Regions from separate parts of the Homo sapiens genome. Here region 1 is linked to region 2. The links are chromatin loops, found by intact Hi-C in ENCODE. Cell type or tissue: endothelial cell of umbilical vein. All regions are shown on one strand. Links, peaks and the distances in the headings refer to the core of each region. The heading gives the core; the rest is flanking DNA.

Region 1 (8,389 bases), core at 1,802-6,801, 89 kb after region 2:
GATGCTTGCCTGTGTTCCTGAAGCATAGAAATCTCCATGTGATCTCTTCAGTCCAGACATTTTTGCACTGCAGAAACAAATGCCAACTTGGCAAGAGTAAAATCCTCCAAGTGCCTCAAATAACAGTAGGCAAAACCCGTGGACTAGGGACAGAAGGCTTTCCTAGGAACGGTTAGTGTGTCTAAGAAATTGGTGTGCTGTTTAAAGCTTTCTCTTCTCCCCCAACCGGCCGCCTCTCAGTGTATGCGACTGAGGTGAACCAGATTAGTCAGAGATGTTGGACACGGTAGTCGTATAACTTGATCCCCTCAGCCTCTTGTCAGCTGTACTTCAGAAGCTATAGTCTCCATTAATGGAGGGTCTGGATTGTAGAGTCATTGAGAAAGAAGAGAGAGCAACCTTTGACGGTGATCTGCGGCCCTGTCCAGGACCTTGTGCCATTGATAGTTCTTGTTCCTGTGAAATATTAATCTGTGGTATGAAGGTGGGAGTCACAAAGGGAGGAGGGAGCCAAGTTTTGGGGGCTTGGTACACATGCCTGGAGAAACATGTAGATAAGTTGCGAATTGGCAGATTGTTGTGGGAAAGAAGCCTCAACTAAGAATCTGGCACTCTGATCCCTACATTGATTAGCTGTGTGATATTGGGCAAGTCACTTAAGCAGTTATAAAATTGTTAGAACGATACCAGCCCAGCCCTCACTGGGAGGGCTTTAAGGATCAAATGAGATCACATGTAAAATGCTGTAAAAAATTAAATAATAGTGTGATTTTTGAGTTTTTATATGGAGTACATTAGCTACATTTTAGACATCCTCACCCAAACCTCTGGTAAAAGCACCTGCTTTTCCACTGACTTCCAGGCCTGTGACTCTAATTCCATCCCTGTACCCTAAACTAGACTGGAGCCTGTTTGGATGCCAGGTAGTTCCCTTGAAGTTTTTTGGAAGATAGTGCTGTCTCCTGGGCAAGACAATAGCAGGAGCTCCTGATTCCTGCATTGGCCTGTCTGCAATCCCCTTTCTTGGGAATGCAGTAAATTCTACAAAGTCATCATTCATCTATCAGTTACACAGGAATTGTTCCCTGTTCTTAAAAGTTTGGAACATTGGCTGGCTGCAGTGGTTCATGCCTGTAATCCCAGCATTTTGGGGAGACTGAGGTGGGTGGATCACTTGAGCCCAGGAGTTCGAGACCAGCCTGGGCAACATGGTGAAACCCCATCTCTACAAAAAATGCAAAAAACTGGCCAGGCATGGTTGTCCCAGCTACCAGGGAGGATGAGGTGGGAAGATCACTTGGGCTCAGGAGGTTGAGGCTACAGTGAGCCACGATTGCACCACTGTACTCCAGCCTGGGAGACAGAGTGAGACCCTGCCTCAAAAAACAAAAACAAATAACCAGTTTGGAATGTTATGAATAAAGTGTTCAGGACTCAGTTTCATACTTAGGTGGAACTGTTCTTGCCGGGTAGCTTTAGAATGAAGATTTGCTAGGATTTGAGGTTATAAAGTAAATATGTCTTTTGTGGGCAGCCATACTCTGATGGTTAAGGTTGGGAACCCCAGATGTGGCCTCCTTTGCTCTGGTGGCAGTTTTCAATGCCACATGATGTTGGGACAAGCAAATCACTACCTTTGCTAGGTCTCGCCGCCTTTACTTGTGAACTTGCTGTATTCCTGTGCATTAACTCCTGTCCCTGTTGACTGGGTTGGTGTTCAGAAAGTGATCTGAGCTGAATATCAAAAATGTGTAGTTTTTAAACTGAGTGGCTGTATGACGAGTATTTTTCAAAGACGGTTATCAGCCTTTGTAGGGCCTCTGAAGGAGCCTGTGACTTCCTCGTACAATTAGAAAAATAATGCTCTGCATTAGTTATCTTAGAAAACTGCTGCTGGTCTTAAATTAGGTTCCCTAGAAGCAGACTCTGAGACCAGGAGTGGGGTGCTGAAGGATTTTGGGGGTGAGCTCTCAGGAGACACCTGTAAGGAAGGAACAAGGCAAGATTGGGCAGAGGAGAAGCTGACTGGCAAATGTGGTTGCGTCTGAGACCCCAGCCACTTCTATGGGGAGCGCTGGATGGTTCTTCAGAGCTGTCCCCATTTGAGCAAGGGGCTGGACTTTTGTTTGCCTACATCAGCTAATTCCTGGCAACTGGCCACCCCTTCTGGGGGTATCACTTTGGGTGAGGCTGTGTCCTGCAGCTGGCTGAGGACCTTCCTTGTGAACCATCAGCAGCTGGGGATGGGTGTATTGGCCCTAAAAAGGACGTCTGGGTGGAGCAATATAGTGTCTACTATACTGTCCCAAAGAATCTAACCCTTTGAGAAAGAAACAAGTGGGTAGCGCCAAATGCCCGGCATATGGCAAGTCCCTTTATATGGAAAGTTAGAAAGTCTGGATCCCTTAGCAAAACTGAGGGAAGAGATTATAACTGCTTTGTGAACTATTAAATAAACAGATCTCCAGCCTCTTGGAAGTTTATGAGATCCTTGGATAATATGTACACCTGATTACGGTGTAACAGGGCTTAGCCTCTATATTTGTGAAATGACTGACCCATAATTGAATAATTTTCCCCAAGCATGAATTACTGCACGTTCAGAATATTCATCCTATGTGTATATAAATGCAGTTGAATGGGTCGCCGTAACAAAAGGCAAGCAAGTGAGTGAGGCACACAAACTCAGACTTAGAACCTTCCAGGGGGCCCTGGGGATGGAAGGCAAATATAGGAGGTTATAGCTTTGGTTCCTGAATCACCTTATGTGATATTTTAGTCATAGTCGAGGATAATGATTTAGGAGTTAAATTGCCAAAGGATAAGTCAATATGCTTTGGCGGGGGTAGGGAAGAATCAATTTTCTGGCATTTCCGAAAGCCAGTTGCACTGAACAAATGTCTAAAACTGGCATGGTTTGTTGTATAAGTGGGATGAGTAGACAAAGCCAAAGTTATACCTAATCTCTTTCCCAACTGCAGATTAAGTCATATCTGTAAAAGGCAACATGGTTTTTCTTCTGCATTTTCTGCCTTCTAGTAAGTGAAGGAGGCAATGGGTTGTGCTCCTCCATCATCTGAGTAGTTTGAGTGTATTTTGGGGACTGGAGGTGGGGAAGCCTGATGACTTCGTCGTGGCATAGAGCAAAGGTGATCGGGGGTGTGTGTTCAGACCATGGACTTCGCTTCCCAGTGAGCCCCCTGGACTCTGTGTATTCTTTGCCTTTATCTGCATTGCCACCTGGAAGCTCCGTAATGTCAAGTCCTGGAAGATATTACTAACCTGTTTCCATTATGGGTGTAGTAGAAATATAAGTAGGTCACTGTTCCTAATTCAGAAACTGAAGAGAGTCAAGCTGCCATGGTGACAGGTTCTGTATAAAAACACCCACCTCTGAACCTCTTGGAGAGATGTGATGATTTGGTCATTGGATGTGAAGGGGATAATCTGCCAGCTGGTTTATTGCATTGGCTAGAAATAGGAGATGCAGAAACTAAAAAGCTCTCAAGAAGTCATCAGATGAGAAGGAAATTAATGTAGCATAGTGATTCTGCTGTAGAGGAAAGGCTAAAGGTGAGACTCTTGAATATGTGCACCATTTCTTCTGCAGCTCTTGACTTGGATGATCCTTCTCAGTGTGATCCCACGAGTGTTTGGTGATGATCTGATAGTAGAAAGGGCAGAGCGATTTAACTTTGTGCACATCTTCCTCTGACTTCTCCATCTTTCTAACATGCCTGTACGTGTGCCTTTATCATTGGCATTCTGGAGTTAGGGACATGACCTTTTCTACAGTCCGGATGAGGAATCTCCAACTATGACTTTTCATTGTGACTCACGTCTGCAAAGAATGAATAAAGAAGAATTTGTTGGCCAGGAAGTGTGTACTATGCAGAGAGAAATAATTGTTGTTGGGAAAGAAACTTTTGAAGAACCAGAATTAAAAAAAAAAAAAAAAGAAGAATGAAGGAAGTCTATCAAGAAAAGGAAGAACCAGAAGTGATCTGCAGGGTGTTGCCTGGAGATATGGGAAATAAATCAAGAACAGAGAAATGGGAAAAGATAAAATAAAAAACATTGCCGGTTAGGACCAGCTGGGGTCCTAGGAAAGTGGCAGTTCCAGCGGGGCTTGGAAAGCTACTGAACCACTCACTTATGCACACACAACTGCCCCGCCCTCTCCCCTTCTTTGGCCCCCATTCACCTGGTGTAGGAGGGTCTGACACCCTCACCAGGGAGAGTGCTATTTGGCTGTTTTGAAGGCGAGACCTTGAAGCGTGGGAGAGCTTCGCCTCTTTCGTAAGCTGATGTTGCGTAACCTCCCGGAGAGTCAGGACCTAGTGGTTAAGGACACAGGCTTTGAAGCCAGGCAGATAGGGTGTGACTTAAATGCTGGACCTCAGAAAAATGGCTTATTGTGAAGGGTTTAATGGAGCATAATGAAGTAAGTGCTCAAAACTGTTGTTAATATATGCCAAGAGTTATAACTAAATTTGTAAAAAGCACCTTCTTATACTCTCAGGCAAACTTTGAACCCGAGCTCGGCTTCAACAGGGAGCTGGACTCTATCAGTGGCCCCATGGGGGAGCTGGGCAGTAATCCAAGGCTCCGGGTGGGGTGTTTGAAGCAGCTGCAGATCCTCGTGAAGGGCTCTGGGTGCCCATACATTGTCCCTATGGAGTTTCTGTACTTAAAGCCCCTGATTTTTTTTGTAAGCTGCTCCAGCTGGGATGTCTGCACACTCACACATGTTAACCTAGAATGGATTCAGGAACTATTTTAACATTTACATGGATAATGGGTTGCTTTGTTAAGTCATATGTAAATTTTTATTTAGCTCCTAACCATCTCCTGTACACAAGACACTGGACTCACAGGAGTGCAAAATGCAATGGTGTTAGGGGTTTGTATGGATATGTTATTCGTGCTTTATGACAACTCAGAGAGAGGTAGGTAATATTACCAGTTTTACAGAGATTAAATAACTTGCCCGAGATCAAACAGAGATTATACCTTACTACATGGACTCTGTGCCACCGCGAATTGTAAGACACATTCCAATATTGGAGATGTTAAATTAACCTTTAAAATTAACGAAATGTGGTAAGTCACAGAGCCTCGATTCTACCCCATACTTGGCTGATTTCAAAGTTTGTGGTTTTTTCCCTCATCACATGTAAGGGCTTGCAATCCTGTCTTAACTGGTGAACATAAAACAAACACAAATAAGAGGACAATTAACATTTGTAAGACTTGAAAGGGTGGCATTAATAATAATAATAATGGTTGGTGTTTATCACTCACTTACTCTGTGGCAGTGCTTTCATGTGCTTTGTTTGGGGGTGGGCACTAATTTTATATATATATATATTTTTTTTTTTTTAACAAACGTGAAAACTGAGATAGGTACTCTTATTCCCATCTTCTAAAGAGAAAACTGAAACAAAGATTAGTTATGTGACCTTGGGAGATCTTCTCCAAGATCACATAGCTTGTAGTAAAAGTCAATCTGCACCATGGTAGTTAAGAGTTCAAGTTTACTTATAACCACGACAGACCTGGTTTGAGTTCCAGAAGAGTGTGATCTGATAGACAGGTGCTCAGTGCTCCAGGAGCACCTAACCCAGCCTTGTGGGGGTCTGCAGGCACTCCCAAAGTGGACGGCACCTAAACTGAGAAGGCAGTGTCCATCTCTCTATCGCAGGCCACCGTGCTGCTAAAAATAATCATGGTTGCCCTATGTTACTGACCTCCACTAGTACTACGAAGGTCTAAACCTGGCATTAGCTAGTAGGAACTGGCTTTATTTATAGTTTACATCCTTTCCACTTCCCAAGAGCAACAGAGGAGGTTTAAAAGGAACATTGTAAATTAGACAGTTGCTGAGAACCAGAATGATGGCTACATAAAAGGTCTTGGAAATCCAAAAAAATAGAAAAAAAATTATTTGATGTTCCATTGTGTAATGTAAGTCTCTGGAGATGAACAGCTGGGTATTCTTCCTACAACTTTTAGGCTACGGCGTGTAGTCTCCGGTGCCAAGAGAGCTCACACACTGGCCAGCCAAAGTCTCTGTAACAACTCAATCACTTGGCTTTTCATGTTCGTCTTAATTCTTTTTACAGAATTAATGATTTTTATTTTGAGTTAACATATTGCTAAAGGATGTGAAGATTGTGTGTCAAGCTGGCATCTTGAAATAAAACAGTATGTTTACAAATGGATAGATATCCTGTCATTAAAAATAAATTTTGACAGACTGTGGTTCATAAGGAGACCCATATTAGAAGACACCGAAAGAGCCTTCAGAACATCAAATCATAATTGCTGAGTAGCAGACTGCGTTCCAGGTCCGTGTCTGCCCCTTCAAGAACATCTGACCCCTAGTTTCCTCATCTTTAAAACAAGGGGGATGGGTTAGATATTCCCAGATTTCTTGAGCTCTAAAATTTGTTTGACTCAAACATTTCTAATGAATTCTCACACAGCGTTTGTTCTGACTAATTCATCAGGGTGCCTGCCTAACAGTAAATGTTGAATTTGTTTATCTCCGAGTTCTGTTGTCAATGAATTGAAATGGGTGTTATATTTTAAATTCTGATTGTCCACTGATTGCATGTCAAAGAGAATGTATTGCGGGCATTTCTCCTGCATGTCTTTGGAATAGAGAAATTTATTGTTAATGAAGAGAATTGAACCGCTATCAGGTTAGGGGTCAAGAAACCTTTTGGCTGCAGTAATCCCAGACAGTCGACTCCAGAGCCACCGGCCAGCCAAGTTGTCTTGAACTGCAGTCAGGAACGCTGACACTGGATCAAAAGGCAACTGTTTTGGTTAGTTTGAGAGAGGTTCTGCTGCAATGGAACTTTGAGGGTGGGACTAAGGAGAAGGCAGGGCTGAGGATGGGAGAGAAAAATTGTACTCACTGTTATGTACCAGAGGTGGAATTCTAGTTGTGATTCCAAATCGATGTTTCTCAGGGAGAAAAAGCTCTTCTCTTTTTCTCTGGTTCAAGACCATCTGACAACTCGGAACATAACTCATTTGATAACTCTGAACTTAAGTTAAAGAAAACATTATTCAATGATACTTGTTAAAGCATGGAACAAAGGATCATTGCTACAGGGCTTTGCAGTGGGGGAGAGAGATTGCGTTCGATTCTGAATATTGCATGGACAAGTGGGCATTTATAGCCAAGGAGCAGGGTGGGAGTCAGTGGATGGAAAAATACTAAGAGGAATGTTGGGGTAAGGGGGATTCTGGCTAAATTAACCTAACAGGATTCTTGCTGAAGATAGGCCAGGGTGATCGGACACCTGGGGGATGGTGGAGGATGAGGAGACTGATCAGATACCGAGAGTGGGAGGTTCTTGCTAAACTGACTTAGCAGGGTTCTTTGCTAAACTTGGATTTTACAAGGAAGTGCACGCAGAGGCCTAGGAGAAGATTTATGAGCCTGACTAAAGTTTGGCCAGAAAAAGAATCTTTGCTACATAACTCATTTGATAACTGAACTTAACTCATTGCCAGATGACCCCATATACTGCCCAGGCTGGGGATAGAGGGTGACTGAAAATAAAGACGAACTCAAGCTTACGATGACATGAAGAGAGTGAAACTACAAGTCTGATCTCTCCCCAGGCCCTCAACAATGCCACCACTGTCACCACTCAGTCCAGCTGGGCCGGGGATGGTGCTCACCCACACTCTGGATGAATGCTGTTTTGTGCTCTGCTGTGTTGGTTCTTCTGCAGCCCTTTCTGTCTTACCGATAGGTTGCCCCTGCCCCGCAGGAGCCAAGAGTGCCCAGTGAAGCTTTCTCTGTGGATGGGACTGATACACACCATGACATGTGTTGGGAAAGTCCCTGGTGCTGGATGAGTTCTCCTTCAATAGCTTTGAAGTTATGTGGCTGACCCTGTAGGAGTAATTGGTTTCTTATGAATGATGACCTATGAATTAAATAGGAAGCAATTCTTGTCTACAAAGTTTATCTCCAGTGATAAGGAAAAGACCCCCAAGGAAGCTCATCGATATTCGGGGACTCAGCATTCACAACTGCAGGGGGCACCATTCATACCATTCATGTGGCCCTAATTCAATGCTCTTGTAATTCTTCATACTTAGAACATTTTTGGGTGATCCTCTATTAGAACAGGCAGATGGAGTTAAGCTGGCTGCAGCCAACGATCAAATGGTTCCTTAAGTATTCCTACTTTTCTTCCCTCCTCTTTATCTTCCAATTGAGTAAATAGATGCTTTCTGAATTATACGTGTTACTTAAAAAACTGATTAAAGAAGCAGTTTATAAGCAACTCTTGCTAAGTGCCTTGGGTAAACCTGCTGTCTCACAGAATTGAGCAGGGCAGAAAAAGGCATCTTTTGGAAT
Region 2 (8,389 bases), core at 2,344-7,343:
TAAAAGACATTATATGTATATAGATATGCATCAACACATGGATAAATGTCCTTGGGAAGAATGCACATCAATATAGTGATACCTCTGGGGTGAGAAGTGGAATTATAAGGCAAGTAAAGCGTTTCCTCATTTTTAAAGTCTGTATATTTTTATATTGTTTGAATTCTTACAATGAAAAACTGTTCTTAGTGTGTAACCTGGTCGGCAGAGGGGGGAGGAATGGGGTCTTGCTATGTTGCCCAGGCTGGAATCAAACTCCTGGGCTCAAGCGATCCTCCCACCTCAGTCTCCTGAGTAGCTGGGACTACGGGTGTGCACCACTGCACCCGACTATTGTGTGGTTTTTAACAATTATTTAAAGTATAAAATAAAAGGATTAAAATCAGTTTCTTCCTTTTTGTTTTTTCTTCCTTTTAATTTTTCCTGGTAGAAGAATCATTTTTTTCCCCAAACTTTTACGTGAAACTCCACTGATGTATAAAACCTACCATCAGTGCTGGTCTAGAGCAGGGGTTCCCAACCCCCAGGCTGTGGACTTTGTACCCTGTTAGGTACCAGTTAGGACTGGTAACCTATTAGGACCTGGGCCGCACAGCAGGAGGTGAGCAGCAGGCAGGTGAGCATTGCTACTGAGCTCAGTCTCCTGTCAGAGCCGCAGAGGCATTAGATTCTCACAGTAACACAAACCCTACTGTGAATTGTGCATGTGAGGGATCTAGGTTGTACTCCTTATGAAAATCTAATTAATGCCTGATGATCTGAGTTGGAACAGTTTCATCCCAAAACCATCCCTCCCACTGTCTGTGGAAAAATTGTCTTTCACGAAACTGGTCCCTGGTGCCAAAACGGTTGGGGACCACTGGTCTAGAGGGCAGAGGTTGGCTACCCCGATCAGTTTCTCGTCCTCTTGGTGGCAGGCCTAACAACCCTCCCCTGAACCCTGACTCCCCAGGCCGCACACATTACTAACCAGCTTTGAAGGCCTGCGATCTGTGCAATCCCAGGAGCCTCACGTGTGATTTAACGTTCTGCTGTCACTGTCTTGAAATTCTTAATAATTTTTGAACAAGAGACCCTACATTTTCATTTCTCATTGGGGCCCCCAAATTATGTAGCCAGCCATGGTAGATCAGACACTCTCTGAGTTCTGTTTGTCCCACTCACAAAGTCTCTTGCATATATTAACTCATTTAATTCTCAAAATAGTCTCACGTGGTTGGTATCATTACATAGTCTTTTGTGAGTTTTCACAGTATCAGAACCACTCATCACCCAACCCAGGAATGGGGTCTTGGAAGTCCCAGCCTCTTCCTGAGAAGCATTCTGAGCAGCTGTCAACATCTGGGTCTTGAAATCACAGCTTCAAAGGACTGAAGGTTTCAGGCAACGTGTGGGCTCAAGTCTTTGCAGCCAAAAGCATGTCAATGCTAGACACATCAGTGGCACTTTCATTGCACAGTGTTTCTTTCAAAGCATCTTCCTGATTTCTGTACAAAGTCACTGAGAGTACAGGTGAAGTCAGAATCTACATAAGACATAATAATTTAAAACTTCGTAACCAGTACTTCTGGTTAAAAATAAAATGTAATATCTTTTTGTTATCTCATCTTAGGGGAGGTAGGATGGTTGATGTTTTAGCTGGAAAAAGAATGTGAGAAAATCTGTATTCTATCTCATTCTTTTTTGTTTTGCACCAGCAGAAAGATTAAAATTTTCTTCTCATTCCTCACATATTTGCAGCTTCCTCAATGTCTCCATTTTTCTCATCTGCTGTCAGCTGTATTGTTAAACGTCTGAGAAAAGGTTTTGTATGCAGAAAAGGCTAATTGTATCCGCTTGTGCTTAAATTAATATGCAGTTATTTAAATTACAAATTTAAAAACCTAGTTTTTAATCTAAATTTAACTTAAGCGCATTAGTATTCTATTTATAAATTAATTTTTATTAAAAAACATTACTTTCACACATTCTTTGATTAATGAGTGTTCAATTAATGAATAAATTAAACAGATTAAATTCCTCAAACAATTAACCTCATTTACCAACTAGTTAATTAAACTTCCTGAAAGAGTTTAAATTAAATTTTTACATTTTATATATTTTCCTCTTAAACATTTCAAAGGCCCGAAGGGACTGATAAGCATAAGTAAAAGTTTTCTAAGCACTTATGCAATTCTTATAAATTGAATAAGTCAACTTATAAATAGGGTAAATAAAGGTTTTTTAAAAGTTTAAATAATGTCTACAAACAATTAAATTTAATATTATCTACACTAAATTTTTGTGAGTGATAGAAACCCCTAATTAACATGGCTTAAAGATAGAGTTTTATTCTTCTATATAAAAATTCCCGGCCTGGCACAGTGGCTCACGCCTCTAATCCCAGCACTTTGGGAGGCCAACGTGGGCGGATCACCTGAGGTCAGGAGTTCGAGACCAGCCTGGCCAGCATGGTGAAACCCCCATCTCTACTAAAAATACAAAAATTAGCCGGGCATGGTGGCAGGCGCCTGTAGTACCAGTTACTCTGGAGGCTGAGGCAGGAGAATCGCTTGAACCCGGGAGGCGGAGGTTGCAGTGAGCTGAGATTGTGCCATTGCACTCCAGCCTGGGTGACAGAGCGAGAACTCTATCTCGAAAAAAAAAAAAAAAAAGACCAGGCGCGGTGGCTCACGCCTGTAATCCCAGCACTTTGGAAGGCCGAGGCGGGCAGATCACGATGTCAGAAGATCGAGACCATCCTGGCTAACACGGTGAAACCCCGTCTCTACTAAAAATACAAAAAATTAGCTGGGTGGGGTGGCAGGTGCCTGTAGTCCCAGCTACTCGGGAGGCTGAGGCAGGAGAATGGCATGAACCCGGGAAGTGGAGCTTGAAGTGAGCCAAGATCGCGCCACTGCACTCCAGCCTGGGCAACAGAGCAAGACTCCATCTCAAAAAAAAAAAAAAAAAAAAAATCCTGATTTGAATGGTAGACTGGATAAAGAAAATGTGGTGTATATGTACCACAGACTACTACATAGCCATAACAAAGAACGAGATCATTCATTTGCAGCAACTTGGATGGAGCTGAAAGAGTTGGAGCTGGAGGCCATTATCCTATGCAAACTAACACAGAAACAGAAAACCAAATGCCACATGTTCTCACTTACAAGTGGGAGCTAAACATCAAGTACATATGGGTACAAACAGGGGAACAACAGACTGAGAACTACTTCAGGGTGCAGGATGGGAAGAAGGTGGGGATCAAAAACTACCTATCAGGTACTATGCTTATTACCTGGGTGACAAAATAACCTGTACACACAACCTCTGTGACACACAATTTACCTATATAACAAATCTGCACATGTACCCCGGAACCAAAAATAAAAGTTAAAATAAATAAATAAATATTCATGATTTGGACAGGGACCGTGATTCTTTCAGCTGTCAGCTCTCCTATCCCAATGGGGTATCATTTAGGGTGTGGGCTTCCTCATTGCCCAAAATAGCTGCTCAAGCCATCACACTCACATCCTCACATCCCCACCAGTGAGCAGGAGAAGGGGAACACAGGGCATGCCTCTCATTTTAAGTTGCCCATACACTTCCACCTAACTCACATTGTCCAGAATTTAGTCACCTGGAGATGAAAAAGAGGCAGGAAAATGTGTTTTTTTTCTGTGCAGGCACGCATTGGGCTAAAACCTCAGGATTCTGTTATGACAGCAAAAGGGAGAATACATATTGGGAAATAAGTAGCATAAACCTATCACAAGTTCTCATCTGCCTTGAAATTAAATACCACAAATCTAAAATTAATTTTAACTATTTTTAAAATTAGATCTAAATCATATGTAACATGTATTACCAATTCCCAGCTGCGTGACTTTTCTGTGAGACCATCTTTATCTGTAAAATGGAGACAATGATAGCAACCACATGAGACTATTTTGAGAATTAAATGAGTTAATATATGCAAGGTGTTTAGGACAGTTATTGGTACTTAATAAATAAGAGTTGACCCTTGCACAATGCCGGGGTTAGGGGCACCAACCCCACACACAGTCAAAAATCCAGGTATAACTTTCGACTCCCCAAAACTTAACTACTAATAGCCACCTGTAGACCAGAAGCCTTATCAATTACATAATCAGTAAATTAACACAGATTTTGTACGTTATTTGTATTATATACCATATTTTTACAGTAAAGTAAGCTAGTGAAAAGAAAATGTCATAAAGAAAATCATAAGGAAGAGAAAACATATTTACTATGTTGGAAGTGAATCATAAAGGTGAGTCATAAAGGTCTTCATCCTTGTGATCGTCAGGTTGAGTAGACTGAGGAGGAGAAGCCGGGGGTTGGTCTTGCTGTCTCAGGGGTGGCAGAGGCAGAAGAGGTGGAGGACGTGGAAGGGAAGGCAGGAGAGGCAGGCACACTCGGGGTAACTTTTATTTTCAAAAACCCTCATATAAGTGGACTCTCGCAGTTCAAACCCGTGTTCTTCAAGGTTTGACTGTTCTACAAAAGCCTTAGCTCTGTTATGCAAAGGAAAGGAAATGAGACTCACAGGGCTTATCTTGGAAAACCCACACCAGTGCCCAGAAACCACTGCTTCCTTTTCCAACAGCCCAGAAACCATGTCCTGACATCAATTTCAAGCCAGGTTTCAGAAAGGAAGACACGGTTTCTGTGCAAGGGCATGATATGACCAAGTCAGTCCTGGCACAGAAATCCTCACTAGCTCCCTTCTGCCAGTGTGCTTGCCTGCCTTCCTGTCTTTTTCCCTTTTCTTTCCTCCTTTCTGAAATCCAGAAACCACCCCGCATGTTCACGTGCCTGATATAAAATGGTGTAGTATTTGCATATAACCTATGCACATCCTCCTATGTATACTTTAAATCAGTTCCAGATTACTTCTAATACCTAAGACAATGTAAATGCTATGTCAATATTATATTGTATTGTTCTTAAACTTTTATTATTTTATTGTTGTATTGTTATTTTATATTGTTGAAGATATTTTTTAGCTTTTAGGTTCAGGAGTACATGTGCAGGTTTGTTACGCAGGTAAATTGCATGTCACGGGGGTTTGGTGTACAGATTATTTCATCATCGAGGTAATAGCATAGTACTCAATAGGTAGTTTTTCAATCCTCCTCCTCCTCCAGCCCTCCACCTTCAAGTAGTCCCCAGCGTCTGTTGTTCCCTCCTTTGTGTTCATGTGTACTCAATGTTTAGCTCCCACTTACAGGTAAGAGCATGCAGTATTTGGTTTTCTGTTTCTGTGTTAGTTCGCTTAGGGTAACGTTTAAAATATTTTGGATCCACAGAACCCACGGATAAGGAGAGTTGGCTGTATAGATATGACGATGAATATTTACTTATATAAATGTGTCTTCCACCATTGCCTTCTCTTCTGTTTAATTGGTTAAAACATTCATTGAATTACAATTACTTTCATACAATACGATTTGTCAGACAAACTTTCTTTTCCTCAACTTCTAGATAACTTTAAATCCCTTGCCTTGGCATTTAAGAAAGCTCCCCTTCCCTGGAAATCTTTCTTCCCTCTTCTTCATTCATCAGAACAATATTTGATTCAGGTCTCTTTTACTGTGTGAAGCTCTTGGAAAGTATTAGAAAATCCAGGCTACCCTTCTGTAGGCATTCTTTCCATAATGGTTTCTCTACAATCCTGTAGCACTTACATAAACCATTATTTGCAGTCAGCATGCTACTAACTATTGTTGTTATTTATCTTTATCTAAACTGAAGTTAAAGACTGTTTGGACATCCTTTTATCCTCTGCCTTACTTAGCGCAGAGCCTTAGATTTGTAACTGATGAACATTTGGTAATAGAGATGAGGTTGCTATTACCACCACGTAAGGGGATTTCACAATGATGTTTTTTTCCTAAATATCTATGAAGCCCTGTAGGAACTACCTGCCCTAATTTCGTTCATTCGACGTGCTAACAATTTCTATAGTTCCAGCTCTGACATCACTCTTGCTTAGAGTCTAACGGGAGAGTTTCAGCTTCCAAGAACTTTCTTTACTATCATAGGAAATGACACAGTTTCTCTCCCTCCCCCTTACTCCCTTTCTTTTTCTTTCTTTGAACTCAATTTCCTTAAAAACAGTGATTTTATCATTTTACTAACGGGCTAGAAGCCAGGGACTTCCCAGATGTACAATGAATAATATTCTCTTTCTCCCGGAGGTCAAAATCTTCGCCGCCTGAGGTTTTATGTATTTGACTCCTCCAGACAGTCATTTCTCTTTTTAATGCCTACTCTGTTCCAGGAGCTTTATGTACAATAAAGCCACTGCATACCTACAGTAAGCTGCAAGGTAGCTATTGTTTCCCCATTTTATTAATGACAGAAGTGAAGCTCGGAGGTATTCAGTAGTGTGCAGATATCTGTCTGTACTGGCACAGTTTAAAAAGAGGCACATTCAAACCAGAGTAGCCTACTTAACTACTAGTTTCACAATAGTAATTGAGAGTAAATTAAAATATTACAAACCCCTCCAGGGAAAGGTACTCATTAAAAGGTTTAGATTCCTGTGGGAATATAAATCAACACATATTTACTCCCCTCTAAGTTTACTTCCTGAAATCTCTGGGCCCTCGGCGAAGCCTTTTGCTAACACATTTAGGGCTTAGGGTTTTCTCTGGGATCCCATATCCTTCTTAAGTGTCACGTCTCAGGACTCATTGAGCAGGGGGTGGCCTGGTGGCTGGCAGGTGGGACAAGCTGGGACTACACCATCCCTCCTGCTGGAGTGGAGCAGATGTTGGGGTTAGAGCCAGCTGCCGGCCTGGGACGAAGTCTGTTTCTGCAGCACCAAGAGGTTACATCACTGGATGAGAAGAGGTGGCTCAGGAAAGCTGTCAAGGTCAAGGTCACGAGATCCAAGATGCGACTATGAGGATGCCCTGTGTTTGTGGGTGCTGCTGTTTGTGATTCTTCCCGTAGGCTGGGAACTTCACTTAGGTTCTCTACCATCTTTATTTCTTTATGTCTTTCTTTATTTTTTGAGACAGAGTCTCGCTTGTGTTGCCCAGGCTGGAGTGCAGTGGCATGATCTCGGCTCACTGCAGCCTCTGCCTCCAGGGTTCAAGCAATTCTCCTGCCTCAGCTTCCAGAGTAGCTGGGATTACAGGTGCCCACCACCACGTCCGGCTAATTTTTGTGTGTTTTTAGTAGAGACGGGGTTTCACCACGTTGGCCAGGCTGGTCTCAAACTCCTGACCTCAAGTGATCTGCCCGCCTCAGCCTCCCGAAGTGCTGGGATTACAGGTGTGAGCCACCGTGCCAGGCTTCTCTATAATCTTTGAAAAGGGCTTACCAAAGCACAATCCATGAAGCACAATGCTTTGAGCACAGAAAAGGCTCTGGGGTCAAATAAGTGCGAGAAACAAATGCACTGTTCCCAACCCACCACGGAAATTGGATGACTAACAGCTCTCAAACTATGAAAATAAGCAAACAAACAAACCAACAAAACCTTGTAATCAACAAGCCATACCACAAGCAGTTAAAATATGAATATGTAATATGCAATGTGTCGTGAGAAATCCTGAGAAATCTTTATTAAAAAGAAGGAGAGAGATAAGATGGCAGCCCAAATGCAGAGTGAAGAAATCATTTTTTCCTAAAAGAGAGAAAACAGAAGCAGGTTTTAATACAGAAGCAAAGCAACAGTGCGGAGGCAGAGCCTGAGGATGTCAGAAGTATACTTATACATCTGTTTCCTCAAAGAAATTGGGAGCTCCCAGTGGAATCCCAGCAGAGGCACTCAAGCAGAGGTTTTGAAATTGCGAACAGCGTTTATAACTAATGGAATAGAATCCCCAAAAACCAACAAGGGTCTGAACGAAGGGAGCCTTAGGAAAGAGAGTGCACACATGCTTTCTCTGAGATAGAAGGGGAGTGGGAGATGATGAGGGAAAACACGGGAATATTTTGAATGGAAAAAAGGCTGCACACAGGAGTTGTTTGGCAGTGGAGAGAAGATTCTCATCAGCTGGCCTTGATCAGTGCAGTAAGGCAGAGGCGAGGTCACCGCCCACAGAGGGAGCTGGCAGCATTCAGGGGCTGGCAGAGTGGGAAGGAGCTGAGGAAGACAGAAACCAGCTGTTGGGGCCCATATATTTTGGAGTTAACCAGAGACTCAGAAGAGGCCGGGCGCAATGACTCATCTCTATAATCCTGGCTCTTTGGGAGGCTGAGGCAGGAGGATTGCTTGAGCCTAGGAGTTCGAGACCAGCCTGGGCAACATGGTGAGAACCTGTCTCTACAAAAAGCAAAAAGATACAAAAGTTAGCCGGGTGTGGTGGCGCATGCTTGCAGTCCCAGCTACTCGGGAGGCTGAGGTGGGAAGATGGCTTGAGCC

The links. Hi-C counts contacts between places; a loop is a spot of excess contacts. Peaks named below come from ENCODE experiments on the same cell type or tissue, not always from the same donor. Only the 100,000 strongest peaks of a DNase experiment are listed, where the experiment ranks them.
Region 1: a loop joins it to region 2, with 7 times the contacts of the local background. A loop is called at or near these places in 1 of 110 quality-filtered maps.

The regions. Positions count from the first base shown.
Region 1 is chr12:27,545,622-27,554,010 of GRCh38, forward strand. The region is part of intron 1 of PPFIBP1 (PPFIB scaffold protein 1); the gene reads left to right. Among named protein-coding and RNA genes, the nearest start is that of PPFIBP1, 26 kb to the left of the region's middle. RefSeq lists an enhancer at 3,188-4,387. In endothelial cell of umbilical vein, for the core only: no CTCF peak of the experiment used is centred there; DNase peaks (open chromatin) are centred at 3,860 and 4,210; H3K27ac peaks cover 2,722 bases.
Region 2 is chr12:27,456,252-27,464,640 of GRCh38, forward strand. The region is part of intron 1 of SMCO2 (single-pass membrane protein with coiled-coil domains 2); the gene reads left to right. Among named protein-coding and RNA genes, the nearest start is that of SMCO2, 14 kb to the left of the region's middle. In endothelial cell of umbilical vein, for the core only: no CTCF peak of the experiment used is centred there; DNase peaks (open chromatin) are centred at 4,600 and 6,120; H3K4me3 peaks cover 254 bases; H3K27ac peaks cover 3,650 bases.